Linked DNA regions of Homo sapiens: all the other regions are linked to region 2. Evidence: chromatin loops called from intact Hi-C (ENCODE). Cell type or tissue: mammary epithelial cell. All regions are shown on one strand.

Region 1 (8,000 bases), 1.1 Mb before region 2:
ACACAATGCAAGAGGTAAATAATGTCTTAGTATGATGACATTAGTTTTGATCCTGCAGATCCTCTGAAAGGGTCTTGGGGACCCTCAGGAGTCCATGCACACATTGAAAACGGCTGGACTAGGAGAAGCATAGAACTGGGTGTTGTGAAGCCATTGCAAACAAGGATGGTGTATGAGGGCAGGGGTGAACATGAGTGTCAGCCGAACAAGGGGCTGAGGGTAGACTCCAATTGATGGCTCTTGTGGGAATAGAGGAAATCAGAGGAGAAAAGAATGTGTCTTGAAGGCAGAGCAGACCGGAGAGGTCCCTGAACACAAGTTCTGAGAAGCAATTTTGTGGCTTTCCTGGTAGGTGGGCATGCGTCTTTAATTAAGCACCCCTGCCCTTCCCACTCTGCCCTGTTTCTCCCATATTTCTACCTGTTGGTTCTATTTTTACCCCCAAATGCAGCATAAGGCTCTGCTTTCTCCTGTGCAGCCTTTCAAATATGAACTTAGGGTCTTGAGGCCCAGTGGAAGGGAGCTTCGAATGTCAGAACAACTGGAAACTTTTTTCCATAGATAGTAAGGAGCCATTGCTTACTCTGGTCTCTCCTTCCCTTCCTGTTTTTCTGCCTACCTTTTTGAGAATGGCATTTGACAATGATATTTATTGAAAGAGCACTATGTATTAATAGTGCTCTTGGGTTATGTTAGGGTTGCAGCCGTGAACAGACAGCCTCAGTACCTGCTGTCAAAGAGCCAAGAATCTAGTAAAGGATACAGGCAAATGTGGTCAGGATCATGGGAACATTTGGTGAGGGCCTCTAATCCCAGAGGGGAAAGGGCTTGCAGGTCAGATTGCAGGACTTTTTGGAAGAACTAAGACTATGGAGGCTGAGACTTAAAGAGTGAGGGGTTAGTTAAGCAAAAGGTATAGGGAGCCTAAGGAAAAGGAGAGGGTTCTGGAGAGGGCTCCACAAGGATTTGGATTTAGAGACAGCACATGAGCAGTCAGTGTGGCCGCAGCGTAGACTGCTAAGTGGTCAGGCCTTCACTTGAGATTGGAGAGGGAGTATGGACTGAATTGTGTCTCCCCAAGTTCATATGTTGAGGCTCTGTCCCCCAGTGACTACGTTTGGAGATAGGGTCTATATGGAGGGAATTAGGGTTAAATGAGGTCTTAAAAGTGGGGCCCTAATCTGATACTACTAGTGTCCTTATTTTAAAAACACCAGAAAGCTCCCTCACTCTCCACACTCATGCACCAAGGAAAGGCCATGTGAGGACAAAGTAATGGTTTGCTAGCCAGAAATAGAGCCCTCATCAGAAACTGAACCCTCTCAAACTTTGATCTTGGACTTTCCGACCTGCAGAACTGTGAGAAAATACATTTCTGTTGTTTAAGCCACCCAGGGTCTTGGTATTTTGTCATGGTAGCCTAAGCTAAGATAAGGAGTTACCACCCAGAGAAGCTGATGAGCTCTGCCAGCCTTGTTAAGGAGCTTGGTTTTTATTTTGAGGGTTTTGGTGAGACATCAAAATGTTGTAAGAAGCAGAGTGAAAGATTATTCAAGGTGAAGTGTGAGGGATGGATTGACTGGGGCTGTGCAGATAAGAGTGTTATGAGAGAGACAGAGAAGTGGATGTTATAGGCTGGATGAGGGTGGCAGAAGTGGGCAGTGGGGATTGAGAGAAACTTGGTTTCGAGAAACAGTTTAATAGTTTTGTAGACTTGAAAATTGGTGACTGGATGGGTCAGTGAAGGAGAATGAGGAGTCAGGACTTCCAGGTTTCTAGGTGGGTGATCCTTGTTCACTGAACTAGAGAACAGCAGAGCAGCAAGTTGAGAGGAGCCAAGGGTGCATTTGGTTTTCATCATGATGAGTTTAATGTGTTTGTGGGATATCCACGTGGAAACATTCCCCAAGCAACTGGCTTATACAGTGCTGGAGACCAGAAAGAGCAGGGGAAAGAGGGAGAGAGAGAAAGAGGAACAGAGAGCAGGAGAGAGAAATGGGCTACTGATCTAGGTAAAAATGCTATTAGTGAGATTCTGTAGTGGCAATGGCCAAATCACTTAATTCCTCTCAATATTTCTTTCATCTCCTGTAAAATAGAAATAGTATTTTTTTTGCTTACCTACCAAGCTGTTATATACTCAAAAATAAAACTAAAATAGAAAATATGGCAAAAGCACATTGTAACTACAAAGGACTGCACATATTTGAGTAATTTATTATACTGGGATCTCTAAGGGAAAATGCTGGATGCATAGGAACAAGAAAAAGGCCCTAGGGAGTGAGAACCTGGATGAGGGCGCACAGAGGGAGAGGACAGGATTACAGGGAAGACTTGCTCATACCTCACAGAGGAGGAGAGGGTCCAGATGACACCTTTTCCAAGTCCAGCTGGCTGGGAAAGTGATCATTTCTTTGAGAGAAATAGGAAAATCAAGAGCAGGAGCTGGTTCATTGGAAAGATATATATATATTTTTGACGTAGTCCCATGGCATTTGAGGAGACCGTATTGAGGCATCTGGGTGCATGTCTTTGGTGGTTGGGAAAGGCCATTCAGGACATTCTCTTCTTCCTTCTTTGTGCTTTTTTGGTTCACCTTTTCTTTTCTTTTCATTCTTTCTTTTTCTTTTTCTTTTCTTTTCTTTTTTTTTTTTTTTTCTGAGATGGAATCTCACTCTGTCTCCAGGCTGGAGTGCAGTGGCGCGATCTGGGCTCACTGCAACCTCCGCCTGCCGGTTCAAGCGATTCTCCTGCCTCAGCCTCCCAAGTAGCTGGGACTACAGGCACCTGCCACCATGCCCAGCTAATTTTTGTATTTTTGGTAGAGACGGGATTTCATATTGGCCAGGCTGGTCTTGAACTCCTGACCTTGTGATCCACCTGCCTCAGCCTCCCGAAGTGCTGGGATTACAGGGGTGAGCAGAGCACTGCTCTAAAAATGTTTTTTGGGCAATGTAGAGTTAATTTTAAACAATGGAGTTTGAATGCCTGTAGGAAGCCATGTTCCTAGTCACCACAGGTCTCTCCTCAGTCTCCTTTACTCCCCGTATTGCTGCCTCACAGGCTTAGATTTTTCCCTGTCCTGAAGGCATCTATGAATCCAGGTTTAAAGTCACCATGGACAATTTGGCCTCAAAGGGGAGAACGGGAAGTGAGATTGCCGGTGGGGATCAGAATCGGCCAGAGCCAGTTGAGACCATGTCCCAGAGGGAGCCCCTATGGTGTGGAGCAATGACCACAATTAAAATGTGTTTCAGTTTCCAAGCTCTTAGCTTGAGATATGCTAACCTAGACTCCTTCTTCCGAATAACAATAATCTTAAGATTATAATTTAATTGGAAGAAGCTAGGACAACAACAGGTGCACATAGATACTTAGCACAATAATTGCTCATAATTTGGCAGGAGGAGCCTGGGTTAGTGTATCTCAAGCTAAGATCTTGGTGACTTGTCTCTAAAACTGTTTGTTAGTAATGTTTTCCTTTTTTAAACTCTATTTTATTTCATTTTATACCAGATCTTCGTAATACTCCACTACAGCAAATTCTGATTTGTGTGCTTGCTTTCATATCTCTCGTGTCTGATTCTGATGCAGGTACCCGAAGGATTTCTACAGTGTGTCCTTCACCCCACCAGCCACCAGGGGGCAGGCACATTCAGTCAATACTTTGACTATTACCATCTCAAGGTGCATGTTGTAACTGCTAGAGAAGAAAACAAAAATTAAAAAGAAAGACAAACTTTGAGATCTTATTATAACTTGATGTCGTTAGCTGACCCAACAGGCTTTTGCTACTGTCCAAGCATTGTTTTCTAGGAAGGCTATAGTTGGATGATCTAGTGTAAAGGAAATGTCACCATGGTTGAAGTCTTGCCAATAGCTCAGAGAATGTTTAATGAATTGAGACGACTCAGTCAAGCAGTGAGTAGTAAGAAAATCTGTGTGACTAGTGACAACCAAAGTGGAAAGAGGGGCCCTTGTGTTCCTAGAGTGTCCCAGATGCCCCCCAGAAACATGGATTAGAATAAACCCCAGAAATCTCTCACAGACACCTTAACATGCTTCTCCCGACAGGAAACATGTTATTTTCAGGGATGCTATGTTTGGTGCTTTTAAAGTAATACTATGATATCCTTTTAAAAATGCTCAGCTTCTTTAAAGGAGATTGAGGAATAAGGAAAACAGATCTCTTAAGTAAAGAATTCTTAGAATCCTTAACATGAGATCCATGAGACTAGCGCAGTTTTCTTCCTGATTCCTGAAATTCATTAAAGGGAATATTTTTCTTACCATGAAAGTGAAGGTTGTGTTTTATTTACATGGGCTAGAGGAAAAGGATGAACAAATAAGCAAACTACTTGTGGAAGAGGTTAGAACTATTTCAGATAGCTATAAATTTTTATTGCAAAACCTCATAAAAACTCCAAGAAACAGTAATGGGGGAGGTGAGAATAACCTTATATCATAATTATTAATTGACTTTCTCTTTTGTTGTCTGGGTGGGTGGGGGTGGGGGGGTCAGTCCTCGTGGTAATAAGGACTTTAGAAGATGAGATTTCATCAGTTATCTGAGTAAATTCACCTGTTTGAGCTAGTCCTGAATATTGAACCTATTCTACCCCCTGGGTTTATGCAGAATTTGGTGATTTAGTTACAATTTTGGTTCAACACTTCTTTAGATTAGCAGTATGTATCTCAGGGAACCTTTTCAGATTGTAGTATTCTGTGATAAAATGTGGCTTGTCATAGAATATATTGCCAGGCTTAGTGGACACCAGGCTTTCTGAAGATAATTTTTGTCCCCTTTGCCTCTATTTTTAGGGATGTGAGATGTGTGAGGCAGAGACTGAAATTGTAATGTGTTTGGCACCAGGTGACCTTAGAAATTAGCCATCTGATAATTTGCATTTCTGATAATTTTCATGTAAGGTGCCCAGGGTCCTCTGGCGTTACAGACATACAAGTCCCAAGTTTCCTTCTCTACTTCTATCTTGTCTTTCTCTTGGTTTGAGAAGATGTTGTGGTTTTTTCCAACCCATCCTCTTATCTCCTGCTTCTGCCAGTCCAGTCTCTTCTCAGAAAAGGTGTTACTCTGTAGAAAATGTTAACTCCTTCTGCACACCCAGAGACCACTTACTGTTTTGTACCTACAGCTCTGAAATGATGATTCTGTCACTTTTGATTTCTGTAGACTCTGGGTTTTCTTGTCTTCTCATGAATTGTGAGCACACTGACAATTGTTCAATGTGCTCAAATGTGGAAAAGTTATCTTTTCTTTCAGTTGTAAGTGAAGTATCCCTAAGGAATACCTGCTGATGCTGCTTATCTTGCTTTATGTTTTAGCTGCCCTGTGTGACTTTGAGAATGACCCAGAAGTATTCAGGCCTTTCTGAACTGCGCTGTCTCCTGTGCATCTGGCCCTTGCAGTCATTCAGTTGGTGGGATTTAGTGGAAAGGGCTAAATTCTGGAGTGGGAGGGCCTTGGTTTCTGCCAGACTCAGCGTTTGAGCAAGTCTTCTGGCCCACAAGTCTCTATTTTTTCACTGATAAAAAGCCGCTCATAGTAATACCTGCCTCCCAGAGAGCCTGTGAGGATTAAGAGAGGTAATGGATATGAAAGAGCTGTGTAAAGGCAATGAGGTTAGGTCTTGTGTTAGTCATGCCACCTTGCTTGCTGCAGGAGGATGTGCTGTGGCTCACCTGTGCTTGAGCAAGCTGTGTAGGGATCCTGTCATCAGGCCTCCTCCTTCCCCAGTGTGTGAAGGGAGAAGGTGAGCTCAGACAACTTGGCCTCAGTGCTTACAGAAGCAGCGTTATTTCCTTCAGTTGTTACCAGTTACTTTGCCATCTTGTTTGAAATAGTGTATTAGTCTGTTCTCATGCTACTAATAAAGATATACCTGAGGCTGGGTGATTTATAAAGGAAAAAGTTTTAATTGACTCACAGTTCCACATGGCTAGGGAGGCCACACAATCATGGGGGAAAAGCAAGGGATGTCTTACATAGCGGCAGGCAAGAGAGAATTGAGAGACAAGTGAAAGGGGAAATCCCTTATAAGACCATCAGATCTCATGAGACTTATTCACTACCATGAGAACAGAATGGGAGAACCACCCCCATGATTCAGTTATCTCCCACTGGGCCCCTCCCACAACACTTGGGAATTATGGGAGCTACAATTATTCAAGATGAGATTTGGCTGGAGACATAGCCACACCGTATCAGATGTGTTGAGTTGAAGAACAAAGAGTCAGGTCCTTGATTTTTGCTTCAGTTGAAGACATATAAATGGTGAAATGGCTTTTTCTGCTGTGGATTTTAAAGGTTTTACTCATTTTTTTTAATAACTTAGACTAAAAGCAAGGCATTATTTCTAAAGAAAGATTATTTTTAACAGTCTTTGAAATTAGTCTATTCAGAAAGTTATATTTTTTCTGTTTCCTCCATTTTCTTCTCCTTTGGATCTCTTCCTCTTTGCCTAGCTTGGTCTTCTGATATTATCATAGCTAACCACGGCTTCCAGTGTCATGAATGGCTGGAGGCCTGGCCTCTCGATTCCAGGAATTTCTGCATTCCCTTTAATCAGCCAGCTTCAACCCTTTCCATGGCCTGGAATTGCCTCATTTCTAAGGATTCAAGCTTGGAGCTGTCTTCCAGTCACAGCCTTCTGTTCTTTCACTTACTCATTCCTTCATTTCCTCTAAACGTGCTTGTTCCTCATCTTAAATCCAATTAACGGCCATTTTCCACCTGCCGCTTTTCTTGTCACTCAGTCTCATCCTTCCTTCCCTGCTCAACCTTCAGGCCTTGACCTCCCCAGTCCACCGTGTCAGCTGTTGGCTCACTGGCATCCTTAGAATCCCTTGCCCTTTTAACTTCTGCTTTGCCCACTATTATGACTGCCTTCCCACTCCCCCCGTGTCTATATCCCAGGCCACTGAAAATCACTGGAGGAAATCACATTAGCCCAATCACATTGGGCTAAATGCTTAGTATTGATGTGTGCCACCTCCCTCTGCTGGAACCTCACTGCTCCTGGGAAAGTCTTTTTAGTTTTCGATCCTTCTTCACCCTGGGGTCCCATTTCCATCAGCTTTCCTTATTTTGCTAGTAATCTTGCTTCCTTTTTCAATGAGAAGGTAGATGGTAATCCAATTGAATTTCTTCAGCTCTCCTTTACACCTGAACCTTTGTCTGTATTTCCAGCCTACTTCTCACACTTGCTTCCCGATGCGATGGTGTGTCCTTACTCCTTCCCAAGGTCAGCCTCCTCACTTTGGGCACCCTCTTGTCAGCTTCAGGGCCTTACACTGTGAATGAACTCTGCCACCTCCTCCCTGCCATCACTTTCTCCCTTTCCACAGACTTTCCTCCTTTTATCCTATGAGCTACTTAACTTTCCTGAAACCTTCGCTTCACAAGAGCCTCTCATTCCCTTAGTTACAAATTTCTCAAAGAACTGTCACTTCTTCCTACTGTCACTCTTCACCACCCAGTCATTCCTTAGCCCTCTGGCCAAGTAGTATCTTCTCCTGCTGTTCTGCTGGGACTCTTCTTGCAAGTCGGCAAGGACCTCTTTCCTAGTTGTCAAATAATCTACTTCTCACCATCTCCACCACCTTTGACATAGTTATCCACTCCAGCAGGTGTTAATGCTTAGTACATTTATGTTGAGTGGATGGATAAAGGCGCTTTGCTTCTCTCCGCTAGTCCCCATGACATGGTGCCATCTTTTTTTCTGCTGCGGTCCCTCTGATCACTTCTTTTCAGTCTCTTTTTAAACCTGACTGAAATTTTGAGTTTCCCCATCTTGGCAGAAGGATGAAAAATCAGGGAATCTTAATTGAGTACCTACTGTGTGCCAAATGCTACCCTTTAGGGGCTTTAATTACGTTAACTTGTCTCATCTTTACAGCAACCCTATGAGGTATTGTTTGCCTCATTTTTAGAGAAAAATAGTTGAACTTGAGGGAATTTAAGAATTCACCTATGTAACTAT
Region 2 (8,000 bases):
GAGATGAGGCCATGAGTCTCCTGTAGATGGTAAGTACCTTAATCTGCTCAGGCCATCCCTCATAACAAAGCACCATAGAGTCATGGCTTAAACAGCAGACTTTTATTTTCTCACAGTTCTGCATGTTAGAAGTCCAAGATCAAGGTGCTATCAGGGGAGGTGTCCAGCGAGGCCTCTCTTCTTGGCTTGTAGATGGCTGCCCTCTTGCCATGCTCACACATGGCCTTTCCTCTGTGCTTGTGTGGGAAGGGAGGGAGGGAGGGGAAGAAATCTCTCTGATGTCTTCTCCTCCTCCTCCTTCTCCTTATTCCCCTTCCCCTTCTTCCTTCTCCTCCTCCTCCTTTCCTTCCTTCCTTCCTTCCTCCCTTCCTTCCTTCCTTCCTCTCTCTCTTTCTTTCTTCTTTCTTCTTTTCTTGCTCTGTCTCCCAGGATGCAGTGGTGTGAACACTCTTCACTGCAATCTCACCTTCATAGACTCAAGGAATCCTCGTACCTCATCCTCCTGAGTAGCTGGAACTACAGGCATGCTTCACCATGCATGCCTATTTCTTAATTTTTTTTGGTAGAGATGAGGTCTTATCATGTTCAGCCCAGGCTGGTCTCAAACTCCTGGGCTCAAGCAATCCTCACACCTTGGCCTCCCACGGTGCTAGGATTACAGGCATGAGCCACCACACCCAGCCTCTTCATTTTCTTATAAGAAACACCACTCCTATTGGATTGGCCACCTCCCTCCACCCCATGACCTCATTTAACTTTAATTATCTCCCTGAAGACCCTACCTCCAAATGCAGTCCCATTGGGGGTTAGGACCTCAACATAAGAGCTGGGGGTGGGTTGGGGGAGACAAAATTCAGTGTCTAACAAGAAGGTTGGGAAGGCCCCTCTGTCGAGGTGGCATCTGAAGTTTAAGGTGGAACCTGACATGTGAAGAACCAGAAAAAGAGAAACACAGGCAGAGGGAACCCATGGACCAGAGGCAACTTTAAGTACTGGATTTTTGGGTTATCAGGAAAAAAAAAAAACAAAAACAGTAAGTCAGTCCAGTATTTCTAGCCTGATCAGAGGTGAGACTTTAATGTCAGACCTATCCTCTTCAGATTTCTACTCAAAAACCGCTCCACTAGCATTTGAAAGTGGCATTCAGACAAGATCAGAAAGAATACAAAGAGACTAATTACTAGCAGGTTGGAATTGTAGCTTTACTTCCAATCCAAAACTAACACTTCTCACTGAAACCGGTTTGCTTAAAAGCTGCCTATGCGAAGGATGAATTCTTGAGAAGTCTCATCAAGTATTTAGTGGATATATGCCTGCTCCATTGATGGTGATTTGAAAACATTATCCAATTATACTATGAAGAAAACATTTCTCAGAATGTTCTAAAGGTCACATTGGCTGATGTACAAGGAGATTCTTACTCTAAGTCTTTCTTTCTAAGTCAACTGAAAAGTATTTGACATCACGTGTCGGCAAAGTCCTCTTAGGGGTTGCCAGTTGCTTTCTGCGGCAGCTTTCCGCTGTTTACCCAAGCAACAAGACCGGCAGATTATGGTTTGAGACATGCTCCAAGGCAGGAGTGGGGAATGTGAAACATTGAAATCCTTCCACGTGTATTCAACCACACCCCGTTTTCATTACCTCCAAGCAGGGAGGTGAACAGAGAACTACTACATAGAACAATAGGCATGATTTGTGCTTGATTCACTCTTTCCCACCTCAGACAGTGTAATTATCACATGCATCAGAGAGCCGTAGACAAGCACTTTCCCAGTTCAGGTGCAAGAAACCGTCCCTTTTATAACAGGCCTTTAGGGACTGAAGTCTTAGCCTAATCTGTTTAGTACTTTTGTGTAAACATCCTTTGTAGCAATCATCTGACCAAGAATTATATTTGTAAAAATTATATTAAATCTCTTTATTGTGCATAGTTTGAGAAAAAGAAATAAAAAAATACTATATGTTCTATTACCAACGGATGGGTTATATTCTTGTCTGATGGATTGTGTATGTCACACTCCTTTGGTAAACAGTATCGTTGGTTGGTTTCCTCAAGTAATGGCCAAGGAAAACTAAAATTTAACTTTCTTTACATTGCATTCAATGCTGATTGTACTTCTATAAATGTAAAATAGGGCCGGTCACGGTGGTTCATGCCTGTAATCCCAACTCTTTGGGAGGCTGAGGAGGGCCGATCACCTGAGTTCAGGAGTTTGAGACCAGACTGACCAACATGGTGAAACCCTGTTTCTACTAAAAATACAAAAGTAGCCAGGCATGGTGGTGCATGCCTATAATCCCAGCTACTCAGGAGGCTGAGGCAGGAGAATCACTTGAACCCGGGAGGTGGAGGTTGCAAAGAGCCAAGATCACGCCATTGCACTGCACCATGGGCAACAAGAGTGAAACAGGAAAGGAAAGGAAAGGAAAGGAAAGGAAAGGAAAGGAAAGGAAAGGAAAGGAAAGGAAAGGAAAGGAAAGGGGAAAGGAAAGGAAAGGAAAGGAAAGGAAAGGAAAGGAAAGGAAAGGAAAGGAAAGGAAAGGAAAGGAAGAAGAGAAAGGAGAGAAACAGAGAAAGAAAGAAAGGAAAGAAAGGAAAAGAAAAGAAATAAAAGAAAAGAAAGAAACTAGGTATGTTGCTCATCTAGTGCTCCATGATTTAACTTGTACTTGTGGTTTAATTTGCCTTTAACTGGCAAAATTGAAAGAAACTTTTAAAAAAATCTCTGAAAATCTATTTGATTATAGCTTTTACAATTATAGCAAAGAAATAATCTTATATTTTCCTTCATATGATGTGTAAAAATGTCTACTTACACATGAACATAAACTTTTAAAATATGAGTATGTATGTTAAAATAATATGTATGTTTATTTCCACTCAGCTTCTTTTTAATGAACTGTAATTTTCTATTAAAATCCTTAAGAATCATTTAAGTAATAGTGAGGCAGTTTACCTTACAACTACCACTGTGGAATAATAGATTTTAAATGACGATTATTTAGTTGAAATATCCACTTGCTGTAAATGTTTTCAACAAACCTGTATATTCTTCTTGGCTTTCTCCAAGGACTCATTTTGGGATCTTTTTCTGCTTTTGGTTTGTACTAATAATCTTTTTTCTTACAAATAATTCCAAGTTTACTTTAATACAGATGGTATTTGTCCATAGCCAAAAACCCTTTCCAAAATGCGCCCTAGCTCAATAAACTAGTTTAAAAAGCATCTTCAATAAAAATAAACATCAAAACAGAGATTAACAGGAATCAAAACCCCTAAGATCATCATGACTGGCTGCTTTCACTTCACTAGTTCTAGTTTTCTTCTTCTTTATTGTGGAATACAAATGCTGTAAGAAATAGAAAATTGATTGCATGACCATATACATGATTTAATGGTACATGGTAACTTGAACGACTGCCACCTATATTGTATTAAAAACAAGATATTGCACATGTCTCTAAACTATGCCAGATAAAAATAATGACTGAGTTTAATACGGTTTAGATTACCAAGTATGGGATAGCTTACGCTGAAACCCTAGTCAGTAGGTTGAATAGAGAAGAAAAATTATTTTTCTGAATTCAGAATTTGTCTTTAGATTTTATATTGGCATAAAGTTATGTTTTAAATGCTATCATTAATGCTTACTATTTGGCAAGGACTGAACTAGATATCAGTGATATAATAGTGAACAAAAAATATATAGATTCTACAACCATTAATTAAAATAAACATTGGAAAACAGTTTAATTTATATTCATCTTTTATCAACTACATGGTCACTGAATTGGAAGATTTGTCACTTGATAAGGAAGATTGTTATTAGAATTTAAGAAAATAAAGAGCAGATTTTATTTCAGGAATAATGTGCTAAAGTAACCATGTTAGGTTGTTCTGAACATGTACTGCCACCCAATGGAGATGTGTCCAAATGACACCAGTCATTTGGAGGTTTGGAGACTGCACATTCTTTTGGGGGAATACACCTGTGGCAAATCATTCAGCATAGCTGAGTTTTGTCCAGATTGAGCTGGATTGCCCTAGGTGAGGGGGAGGAGAAGGGAAGCTTCAGCTAAAAGCATTTTCTTCTCTAATCCCAGCAAAAAAGAAAGGCTCATTCAAAATCTGATCTGAGGTGATTATAGTGAAAAAGTAAAATTGCCTGTGAATAGCTCATATTTCAAATAATGCTACCATCTAATAGACTATCAACGTGCTAACGATAACTTTTCCACATAACATAGAAATTGCAGTGTGAGGAATTGAGTTTGGGAGAAACCACTGGAGTAGACCACAGTTTTTCTGGTCTGCAGGTCTCTAAATTTCAGCCCGAATCCTTATTTATGGAGAGTAATTTGTAAGGTTCTGGACTGCTCCAAAGGAGGGATAGACTAGAGGGTTCCTCGAGATTCCTTCCTCCCTAATTATTGCACTGTCAGTGTCATTGTTCAAACCTCTGACAAAAATATTTTATACAGAATAATGTAATTCACCTCCAAAGTTCTTAAAATCACTGGTATGTTAGATGCAAGTGAGGTTGTCTATAGCCAAAAAAGACGTTGAAATGGCCCAGACTTTTTCACATTTTTCTTGACCCAGACCCTGAGATAGCCAGCATATTGTCCCATGGCAAGTTTTGAAATAAGAAGGTGCCCCAATATCAAAGACTTTCTTTGTTTAAGAAATCTAGCATTCAGGAACAGTTAATTTCCAGTGTAATGAAAACGTGTTACAAAGGCTCTTTATGTTCCAAAGACCACTTCTGCTTTTCACATAGGCAAAATTTACAGAGGGTTTAGGACAATTGTAGGGCACCCTAGCACATAGGAATCAGTGGAACTTTAGCTGTTAAGAAGGCCTAATTTTAGTAATATCCTCCTGAAATGCTGAAAATTTGTCTAAGGCAGCAATCGCCTTACTGAATCGATCATTTGATAATCCTAACACTCAGGGCTTTAAAGGGAATAATTATCTAGTAATACATCATATAACAATTCAAGTTACATTATGAAATGTGACAAGAGAGATTAAACTGGTTTAATGAAAAACAACATGGTAAAATTTTTGTATATATTTTCTAAACAAGTGATTTAAAGCCATGCTTTGTGTAGGCTTTGCAGAGTATTTCCATGTATTGAGTGTCAGAAATGATAAGCATCATTTAGTCACTCAACAAACACCTATTGCATACTTACCCTATTCTCTGTGTTGATGCCTTGCATGTACTTTGTATATAAACATAAATAAAAAGAGAATTTCTGCCCAGTGTGGGAGAAGCACTGCTATGGCTTGATCAGCATGCTCTGACTTGAGGTGTAGGACAGAAGTTAGTTCAAAATATGAATTCCATCTTACTGGATGGAGGAGTGATGGGGCATTATATCAGCTGATCATCAAGTGAACTAATACACTGTGGCTGTAACAAGAAACCAGTCTTTTCCATTGAAAAATAAGTATTAAATTTTTAACAAAAATTGTGTCAGGGACAGCATCTTTTAGCCAGAATAAAGTTTGTGCAATCAAGTCAGATTATTTTAATTATAATACTCTACTAAAATATTATAAATGTTGCACTATGAAAGATACATAGTGATATTCTAATGACAAATTAAACACATGGGAATGCAATTGCTCGCTGAATCCTCAATGATAAGTTTGTCTCAAAGGAAGTTGCTAGAGGGCTACAGGGGAATGGAGACACTAATCAAGATAAGGGCTCTTCTGTCTCTCTTGCAATTTACTGGGATTGAGAATCGCTGAAGAAGGGCATGTAAATCTCAACTCTCCTTTTGACTTGCCTGAATCACAAAAGGATCTATCCCATTTCCTATTTGTCTTATTCTTGGCCAAATTCTCCAAGTGCAGAAGTCACTTCTGTCTCTCTTAATTCTTACAAGCTCCTTAGGGTACCAGTTAGCAAAGTAGCTCTTACATTAATAGCTCTCAAATGACCTGGGAGTTGAAAACCTTCCAAAATTGCCCAACTAACTCCCAAGCAGTAATTTATGAATAGGAAGTCACTGGTTTTGATCTATAGATCAGAAGATGAGTGGACTAATAAATATCTTCATAAACTGTTCATATTTTAGATCTTTATTTTCAGGGCTAAGGTTAACTTCAATTTGCCTCATTTTATTCCATTATCCCTAACTTTATCATCCTTCATGAATAACATCAACCACACATCCACTGTTTGCAGAACTCTAAGTCTTCCTTCTAGTTTTCTAATCCCTTTTAAGGGAGACATTTTGTTTTCTTTTGACATAATTTATATCTGTTCCTCTCCACTCCAGTAGACTGAGAAAACAATGTGTTCTGTGGGGGAGAAATATTTAATGTGAAAAGTTTCTATTCTGTGACCTCATCTGGACTTTGTAATTAAGACTGTATACAATAAAACTTGATTATTTTAGAGGATTAAAAGGAATGATGCTTAGAATTAATTCATTTATGATAAACCAGTGCTTTATGAATGAACAAAAACACAACTAATTAATGAAGGTATAGAAGTGGTTCAAAAACCATGTCATATTTGATGTGGCTCTTAGTAATATAACAAAAACAGATATTTTCAGTATCTGAGATTTCTCCAGAGCCACCCTCCTTCTCCACTTCCCACAGGCCTACTCACAGAAATCATCTTGCTCTTTATTTCGATTTTGAGGCTTTTCCTGTGTCTTTAAGACCATGCAATGTTTCTTGTTTATCTGTTCCTTCCTGTGGTCATTGCCCAATGACACCAGGTCCAGCCAACTTTCATCCACAAGGGTCTAGATTTGCCCACAGCTATGTCTCCCAACTGTCCCTGGTTTCTGTTCTCAGTTCTGTTCTCTGTGTCCTCAGCTGCAGCTTGTTCCTGGAACTGTTCCCAGTTTTAGGAACTAGCCAGGAGAAGCTGACCCACAAGACAGAGACTTCCCCAACTTTCTCCAGCTGTCTCTGGACCTGTGGGGCTGTTGTGGTAGGCAGCAGGGGCATGTCAATCCCCAGCAATGTTCTTTCACTCTCATATAGGTGTTGGCCTCTTTATTCTTTACAATTACCCAGTGAAGTAGGTAATCTTTTTATAGGAAAGGAAACTGAGGTTTCCAGAGGTTAAATCACATGTCCGCAGTGGCACAGCTAGTGAGAGTCAGAGCCAGGATTTTTACTCATATATGCCTGACTCCAGCAATCATGCTACTAATCAATCACTATAGGCCACTGCATCCTAGCCACCCGAACATTGAAACAGTAGCCATGACATTCAGGATTCCCAGCTAAGACAAGTGAAATGCAATCAAAATGACTATCCCATTATATTTTATTTATTTGAAATTTAAAGCCTCTTGAGTTTAACATATAAAAGTACAGTTGAGTAGTTATATGCCAGGTACTGGTTCAAGTACTTTACACGTATTTTCTCGTTTAAGTCTCACAATCATCGTATAAAAAAGGTAGGCACTGGTATTCTTTGCATTGAAAAAACTTGAAAACAGAGGTACAGCATTGGGTTTAAATAATTCACCCCAATTTAGAGATCTGGGAAGAGCTGAGAGTTGAACTAGGTATCTCTTATCCACTGTACTTTACTGGTTTTGATAGAATTTCACTGCTTCCCTTATAAGTGCTTTCTATGAATAGGCATTATGCAGTGTTATTTATGCATTACGTGTAAGTCTTTGCATGTTCCCTGAGAGGTAGTACTATTATCCACTTTTGACAGCTGAAGAAATCAAGCATAAGAAACTTTCAGTAATACCTGGGTAGAACGGAGTAGAACTAGGATTTGAACCTAGATCTGACTGATTTCAAAGTTAATGTTTATAGAAAAATACAAAAAAATAAACAATGGCTCCCAGATAACTTTGAAAATGACTAGAGAGGGGATTTTTTTAAACAAAAACTTCCTCCATTTCTCTGGCAAGCTCATTCATCCTACATTTTGCTTGAGGTCTCTACATTACTTCTGTTCATGAGTAGCATTCTTTGGAAGATACAGTATTTGAATCATAAA
Region 3 (8,000 bases), 120 kb before region 2:
GTTAGCTTCTTTTCTGCAAGAAAATAAGTCTGACTTAGCTGAAGCACTTGACAACCATTATTGGGTTTGCCAATAAAGTTGTATGATGGAGACTTTCTATATAAGTTACGTGATAAAAATGATAAATCAACAGGTCTAAAGATATGACAAAATGTATTCAAAATACATAACATAAGAAGAGTCTATTTAAAAAATTATACTGGAGATCAGGCATGGTGACTCACACCTGTAAAATACCGGCACGTTGGGAGGCCAAAGTAGAAGAATAGCTTGAGCGCAGGAGTTCAAGACCAGCTTGGGCAACATGGTGAAGCTCCATCTCTACAAACAAAAACAACAAAAATTAGCCAAGTGTGGTGGTACATGCCTGTGGTCCTAGCTACTGGGGATGCTGAGGTGAAAGTATCACTTGAGCTTTGGAGGTTTGAAGCTGCACTCCAACCTGGGCAACAGAGTGAGACCCTGTCTCAAATAAGTAAAGAAATAAATAAAATAAAAATTATATTGGAAAAAGATTATACAAGTCATGATAATTTAAGTTTTCTATTCTCTCTTAATGTATCATGCTATACAAAAAGCCTCTAGCTGAAAGGATAACAGATTTAATTATCAATAATTTGATAAGTGTTGGTTATGAGAAAATGAATGACTCAAATGAACTGGTAATAGATTTTGCAATCAGATGTTTTCAATTATTTGCATTTAACAACATTTCAGGAGTTCTTAAACAAGTTGTCAGCTCATAGATCAAAATAATTTTTGGTAAAAATCACTATTTGGCACTGCTAGTAATAGAAAATTCTCACTTTTCTTTTCTTAGAAAGATATTAAGTAGCAAATAAAACCACAAGTTAAGAGCGACGTCTCAGAAGAAAGAAAAACGGTTTGTATATTATCTTTAACAGCACTTCTTCCTGGTTTTGGCCAAAGGGTCCCACATATTATTTTGCTCTGGACTTTGCAAATTGTGTTGCTAATCCTGTTCCTACCTCTATTTGGCAAAAGGATCAACAAACAAGCACACTGCCACCCTTTCTGGGAATAGGGGAGATGGGAAGTTGGATGTGAACTAGGAGAGTGGCCACAGTTGCCTGGTTGTCCAACTGTTTTGCCAGTGACTGGGTGGTAAGTTCAGTACTGGGATGGGGAAGTAGACTTTTGATTCCATGCCATGTTCTCCAATCTAGCTGTACCAACAATAAAGTGACAATTTGATCACTATCTGACTCTAGTGTTGCCTCCTGAAGTGGAAATAGACTAAAATTTCAGCAGAGAATTTTGCCTTCTCTCTCTTAGACTATAGACCTCAAAGTCTGAGGGTGTGTTTGTTGTAAAAGTAAGTAAATAAATTATTAGGAAACAATAGAATAATAATCCCAATATTTTGAAAAACTTTTATACTTGCCATTACTAGACTCAGAGGGCAGGTTTTAGTAGGAAGATAAGAACTTCCTTGCTGGCTTAGGGATGCTGGAGCCACATAGTGTAGTGGTGAAAAGGGAATATGAGTTTATGGATTCGCCAGAACTAAACTCAATCCAAGTTTCTGCTATTTCCCCAACATATAACTCAATGCTGCTTTTCTCATGCACATGTAGCTCATAGGCATTTTGTGAGGATGAAAAGAAGCAAGGCTTGGGGTTGCTTAGCACAGTGTATGTTAGAAAAGTCCTCAATAAATAAATGTTAATTTGTCATCATTGTTAAGGGTTGGAAGTAATCTTCACTTAGGAGGGGATGATTCCTGGGTTATTCTCCATTCCTTTTTCATTCTCCCTCCCCAGTCTTCTCATTCCCTATGCCCTTGCTCTGCCTCATCCCCTGAGGGGATCACTCATCATGAACGCAGACCCATGGATCATGATTGGATGGGAGAATGTGGAAATATATACAGAACAACACATTCAGGTAAGATGAACAAAAGCCATGACTCGTAGACATCCTTCCAATTGTACTGAATGATTATCAGTACCCTAGTGTACCACCCCATGGTCACCCCAGTAACCATGTAATGGTACATAGTCCTTCTCCCAACAATCTTTCCTTCCACAAACATTTATTGAGTGTCTATTGCATATTAGGTACTCTCCTTGCATTCAAAGAGGTTGTAATGTAATGGGTGAGTGAATACATCATTTTAATGGGGTATCACAATGCTAGGAGATAGTACTTGGGGAGCCTGTGCGATGTTACCTAATACAGTCAGAATGATTTCTAGATGACTTCTTAGAATAGATAAAAAGTTACCTGAATATTGAAGAAAGAATATAAGTTAACCAAGTGGGTAAAGATGTAGCTGGGTGAAAGGGCTTTCAGTGCCAAATATAAAATCCTGGGAAGGCTTTATAATTTTAGAGACTAAAAGATTGGACAACAACCACATGTTTTCTCTTGTTTTACTGAGTGGTTTTTTTTTTTCATTCATTGATTTATATATCATGATGTCCAAAAAATAAGAATTAGAGACTAGTTTGTGATCACATAAATGGTGAAAATAAGCTTAGATGAAAAAAACCTCTTTGGCTTAAAATGACTTTGTTAGGTTTTTCACATACTCAGACATGGTGAACAATTCTACACTAATATTATTGCTTCATCTCTCTTTATTAAATGATTCATTCTGTACTTTTTGTTTTTCTTGAAGAAATCTATTTTGATCAAATATGCTTATGAAGCAATGGATTTTTATCAAATGCTGCCATTACCTCATTGTAATGACTCTTCATTTGAACCCCTGGACTTTACATCCTTTTGAATGACTTCTGTTATTTATTTGTGGAAATTCCATTGGGTGGAATGCAATTTTCATTTTTACTTTCTATTCATGATTTTGATATTTGGTGATAATTCCTCCACACATACATACTGATCCCTTATTCTGTTCCAGGCACTATGTCAGAAACTGGGAATAAAACCATGAACAAGAAGAGTCTGCTCTGAAGCAACTACATCTAATCTGTGTTTTAGTTAGCATAAGGGTAGGGGTAGGGGCTGAAGCCAAAGTAGGATGGGTGGGAGGTGAGGATACAGAGAGAGAAAAGGAAGTTAAAATGCAGCCATGATATTGGGGTTTGGGGCCAATGCACACGGTGCTTTGGAATACTTAGGGTAGAAAAAAAATATCTCAGGTGAGATAGTTTACTTAAATGAAACTAAGAAATAAGGGGAAGAAGAAAACATACTATTACAAGAAGATGTAACATTTACAATCTATGGAGAGCCACTGACAAATGAAGCAGTAGAGGTATGAGTGAGTCCATTTTGGATTTTCCAGTCTCAGTCAATTTCCCAGACAACTGTAGACACGTGAGAGACCCCAGATGAAACCAACAAAACATTGAGTTGCGTTCAGCCTCAGATTGCAGAATCCTGAACAAATAGATGATTGTTATTTTAGATCACCCGTGTTTTGTTACACACTAATGGATAACACGAACACCTGGGTTAATTATAATCCAGGTGCAAGTTCCTTCCAAAACCTGGTCTGTGTACCATTCACCTGAAAAATCTCTTTCACAGGATGTGTCATTTTACTATCTCTCAGGTTTCTCATGGTGTGGAGACTTTGCCATTCTCTAGCATGCTCTCTTGCTTTCCCACCTTGCCCAGTTTCAGCAAATACTCATTGGTCTGAAATACTTTGGAATACAGGAAGAACTTTAGGGAGTATGGAAGAGCCCAATTCAAGATGCAATTTTCTTCTTGGTTTTATTTAAATGGAGTTTGTTGTTTTCCAACCAAAAATGCCACAACCAAACAGAAATGTCTCTAATTGATTAAAAGAATTGTGTTTATTGCCACAAGGAGGCATGCTTTCTCAAGATTATAAAAGACAAGACATTTTTCTTCCCCTAGAGCAATTAATTAGGTATAGAGTGGGAGAAACCCTTAGAAACATCTCTAGTTCCATCTGAGGAATAAGTGATAAGTGATGCCATAGGAAGAACCAAGCTTAACCGAGATGGAGGAGACAGTGAGCTCTTTGAAGGAACAATGTCTGTATTAGAGGAGGAACTACTGGGCTGTATCCTAAAGAGATTATTTCCTACATACGATTTAACTTCCTTAAAGGAATTGAGGTATAGGTAAGGATGGCTCATGGGGCTGTAATCTTTGTCAGGAAGATCATTTTTAAAAGTTTCCTTAATTAGGTAGCCCAAGATTATGAGTTGTCTTCAACCATATTTTGCAATAGCAAATGGCAAGTTTTGCTGACAGAGACAGTCTTAACTCTGACAAGGTAGTTCTCCAGAATCTTATTACACAATACAAGATTACAGAATCAGCTGTTATTCTGGAAATTTGCAACAGTTTGTGCTCAAGTGACCCTCCCTGAGCTTTGAGTGTTTGACAAAGGAAGTGAAAGATAAGAGGCAAAACAGAGAGTTCAGCTATTTATTTCTTTATTAACTACATGTAACCTAAACAGAATCCAAATGATGACTCCATAGCAATGAACTAGTTTTGCTTAGCAAAGATTTTATGAAATATTTGATCATATGATAATATGATTACATCATTGAAACTTTAGACAGATATGAAAAAACAGTACAGTCTTTTCACTTCTAAGTACTACTATAAGAAAGCTTTGATATCAAGTTCTATTTATATGGCTTATACAGTTTGATTTCTCTGTGAAAAAAGTTTTATTGTGTACTGGACGGTATTCAGGGTGATTTCTGACTTAAAACTGCTTTCTGATAGCATCCTCAATAACTTTGCCCCCTGCCCTTCTGATAATGTATCTACTCAGCAAACCTTTAGTCAACTCAAATGTTTGCCTTTGCTCCTCTTACAACTTGGCTGCCAGAAGCAGTGATACCATTATGCAAATGGTGCTACTGAAAATTCGTAGATAGTTTTCGGTTCAGCGCAACAAATTCTTGCACTAACTCACTAAAGGAGCTGTTCCAAATTATCAAAATTATTCTCAAGCACAAGGAACTCTGCTACCTTCTTTTCTTTTTACAAACAACTGTTTCAGGCAGAATATGTCAAGAAAACAAATCACAGGAGGTATGTTGACAGAGAAAATTGAATATAGGAGATTAATTTCAGAGGAATTGAAAAGCTGAAAAAAACAGAAGGGAAACTCAGCAATAGCCCAGTTGAGATGGGAGAGTTCCCTGCTCCCCGCCCCCCAACCCACCACTGCGCACCTTGCAGGACTTGCGACAGGGGTATGGCTCTCTGTTCTGTCTCTAGGAGCTCAAACCTCTTATGGGAGGGGGAGCACACAAATGGGCAAGGTGCAGGAGCCAGGCAAGCACTTTGGGCTCCACCTTTACTACCAGTAGTGTCTAGGGGTGGGTGTCTGCAACTCCCAAAGCCCAAGTGGGTGTGTTACAGTGGGCTCTTTCAGCTTTGCCATCTGCAGATGGCTTGAATTTATCCAGCTCAGTGGACCCTCTCTGCCTTTCTGCAAGGGCAGAGGGCCAATGGGACAACTTTCTGTATCCTGAGCTTTTATCCAACATCTTGGAAGAATTGGGTCACACACAGACTTGAAGGATGAATGCGGTGGTTTTATTCAGTGGCGGAGGTGGCTCTCAATGAGATGGATGGGGAGCTGGAACAGGGATGGAGTGGGAAAATGATCTTCCCCTGGAGTTTGGCTGTCCAGTGGCCAAACTACTCTTTGACCATCCCCAGCCTGACTCCTCTCAGCACTCAAATGCTCCTTCTCTTCTCTTTTTCTCTGCTGTGCCACTCTGCCATTCATCTGCTCGTCTCCTGTCTCCTCGTCTGCTTCTGGAACCTGGGGTTCAGGGTTTATATGGGTACAAGATAGGGGGTGTGGTGGGCCAAAAGGCAACCTTTTGGATGTGAAAACAGGAATGCCTGTCCTCATTCAGGGCCACGGGTATCCAGGCTTGAGAGTGGGGCCTTTGCCAGGTAACCACCCTCTTCTACTGAGTGTTTCCCTGTCTCCTGTCCATATCACCATCCCTTAAAGCTGAGAAAACAAAAGAGAAAAATTGGGGGTAAGAAATCAAGGGAGGCCAGGTGTGGTGGCTAATGCCTATAATCCCAGCACTTTGGGAGGCTGAGGTGGGCGGATCACTTGAGGCCAGAAGTTCAAGACCAGCCTGGCCAACATGGTGATACCCTGTCTCTACTAAAAATACAAATATTAGTTGGGTGTGGTGGCGGGCACCTGTAATCTGAGTTACTCGGGAGGCTGAGGCAGGAGAATGACTTAAACCCAGGAGGTGGAAGTTGCAGTGAGCCAAGATCATACCACTGCATTCCAGCCTGGTGACAGAGTAAGACTCTGTCTCAAAAAAAAATAAAAAAAAAAAAATCAAGGAAGGGGTTCTGTGGAGCTCAGACCTCTGAGGAGGGCGTGTGACTGGGATGTTGTCAATACCACTTAAGGGATGCAATGAGGTTGAGATAACTCATTGCCTAAAGATACTGGCAAAGAAATTTGGAAAAAATATATTTGCAGAGTCTCAGCACCAGTACTGTAGAACACAGTGTGGGAAGTAGTTTTTGGAGAGACAATAGTCAAATAACTGGTATAATTTATGCTTTTGCTCTGTGTCTTACTCTGCTGTCTTAAAAAAAAAATCCTTAAAACACAGGCTTAGGCACTGCCACATGATTGAGTAGCAGAGAGGCAGAAATTAGGAAAAAGGGGAAATCCTTTGTTGTTCCTTTTAGGTCCTCTCTTCAAGGTCCTTACCCAGATGCTCAGCGTTTCAGCTTTTGAAGGTTCACAGTTGATTTGTGCATGGGAATTGCCCTTGGCAAAAGGAAACTGCCTTACTCAAGGTTATTCTCTCTCCCATGGTGTGCCCTGCAGTCAAAGTCCAGACATTTAAAAGCCCAAAAATCTTGTCTTAATACAATGGCTCCAGAGCTTCTCAGAAGGTTGTCTGAGGTCTCAGTTAAACTGTGTGGCAGGTCAGCTCAACCCTTTGCCTTTCCTCCACTCCTGTCTTCTTCACTTCTTTGCAGGTGTATCTCACAGGAGCAGTCCCCTAGCAACCTGCATGCAACCCTCCATCTCTTGTCTTCAGAAAATGAACACAAGCCAGTGGGATCGGATGGATCCTGGAAACCCTACTCTAAAATGGAATTTTGGAGATGGATCACTCACTGGTAGGTTGACATTGTGAACAACATCAACACTGGTGGTAAGTGGAATGCAGATAATCCTTGGCATGTAAGTGAGGTGCTATTGTTAAAATTTTCACCAGGGATGAAGTAAGATGACATATAACTGGAAGAGGACACACCAGATGCTGCAATATTTTTGGCACTTGAGGTATATGAGGGAAATGGTAACTATAATAACCATGGTCTTGTTTGGCCTTCCTGAATACCATTGAATCATTGGACAGGTGGTGACAGGCATAGAGTGATTATTCATCAATTCATGACAAAAATGTACAAGCTAGATTGTTTCCTAGTGAGCATTCAAGGAAATCCTTAATCTCCTGCAGCCAGAGGACAGAGTTGAGGACCAGGCCTAGAGTTCATATAAGAGTAGTAAGACTTGAGAGAAGGTTGAAGTCTTACCTCCAGAAGATATTTTACATCAAGCTCAGGAAATTGATAGGAAAGGAGTGGGACTCTGAGACTTAGGATGGGAAAATCTGGGTAGATTCACTTCAGAATCCTGAGTTCTCAGAGTCTCCTGAAATCTTAGGTCCTATGGAAATGGTCAATGTTTCCCATTAGAAAAGAGTGATTTCAGCTGGGTGCAGTGGCTCATGCCTGTAATCCCAGCACTTTGGGAGGCCAAGGCGGGTGGATCACTGGAGGTCAGGAGTTCAAGACCAGCCTGGCCAACATGGTGAAACTCCGTCTCTACTAAATATACAAAAAACTAGCCAGCTGTGATGGCACATGCCTGTAGTCCCAGCTACTCGGGAGGCTGAGGCCAGAGAATGCCATGAACCTGGGAGGCAGAGCTTGCAGTGAACCGAGCTCACATCACTGCACTCCAGCCTGGGGTGACACAGCAAGACTCCATCTCAACAACAACAAAA

What was found. Peaks named below come from ENCODE experiments on the same cell type or tissue, not always from the same donor. Only the 100,000 strongest peaks of a DNase experiment are listed, where the experiment ranks them.
Region 1: a loop joins it to region 2, with 6 times the contacts of the local background. A loop is called at or near these places in 50 of 110 quality-filtered maps.
Region 3: it touches region 2 in a loop (7-fold over the local background); 3 of 110 quality-filtered maps call a loop at or near these places.

What each region holds. Positions count from the first base shown.
Region 1 is chr5:54,225,005-54,233,004 of GRCh38, reverse strand. The region is part of intron 1 of ARL15 (ARF like GTPase 15); the gene reads left to right. Among named protein-coding and RNA genes, the nearest start is that of ARL15, 82 kb to the left of the region's middle. In mammary epithelial cell, a CTCF peak has its summit at 3,639 (motif pointing right); a DNase peak (open chromatin) is centred at 5,694.
Region 2 is chr5:53,166,856-53,174,855 of GRCh38, reverse strand. No RefSeq gene overlaps it. Among named protein-coding and RNA genes, the nearest start is that of MOCS2-DT, 61 kb to the right of the region's middle. In mammary epithelial cell, a CTCF peak has its summit at 3,919; a DNase peak (open chromatin) is centred at 3,935; H3K27ac peaks cover 723 bases.
Region 3 is chr5:53,288,027-53,296,026 of GRCh38, reverse strand. No RefSeq gene overlaps it. Among named protein-coding and RNA genes, the nearest start is that of MOCS2-DT, 180 kb to the right of the region's middle. In mammary epithelial cell, no CTCF peak of the experiment used is centred here; DNase peaks (open chromatin) are centred at 4,256 and 7,326; H3K27ac peaks cover 2,665 bases.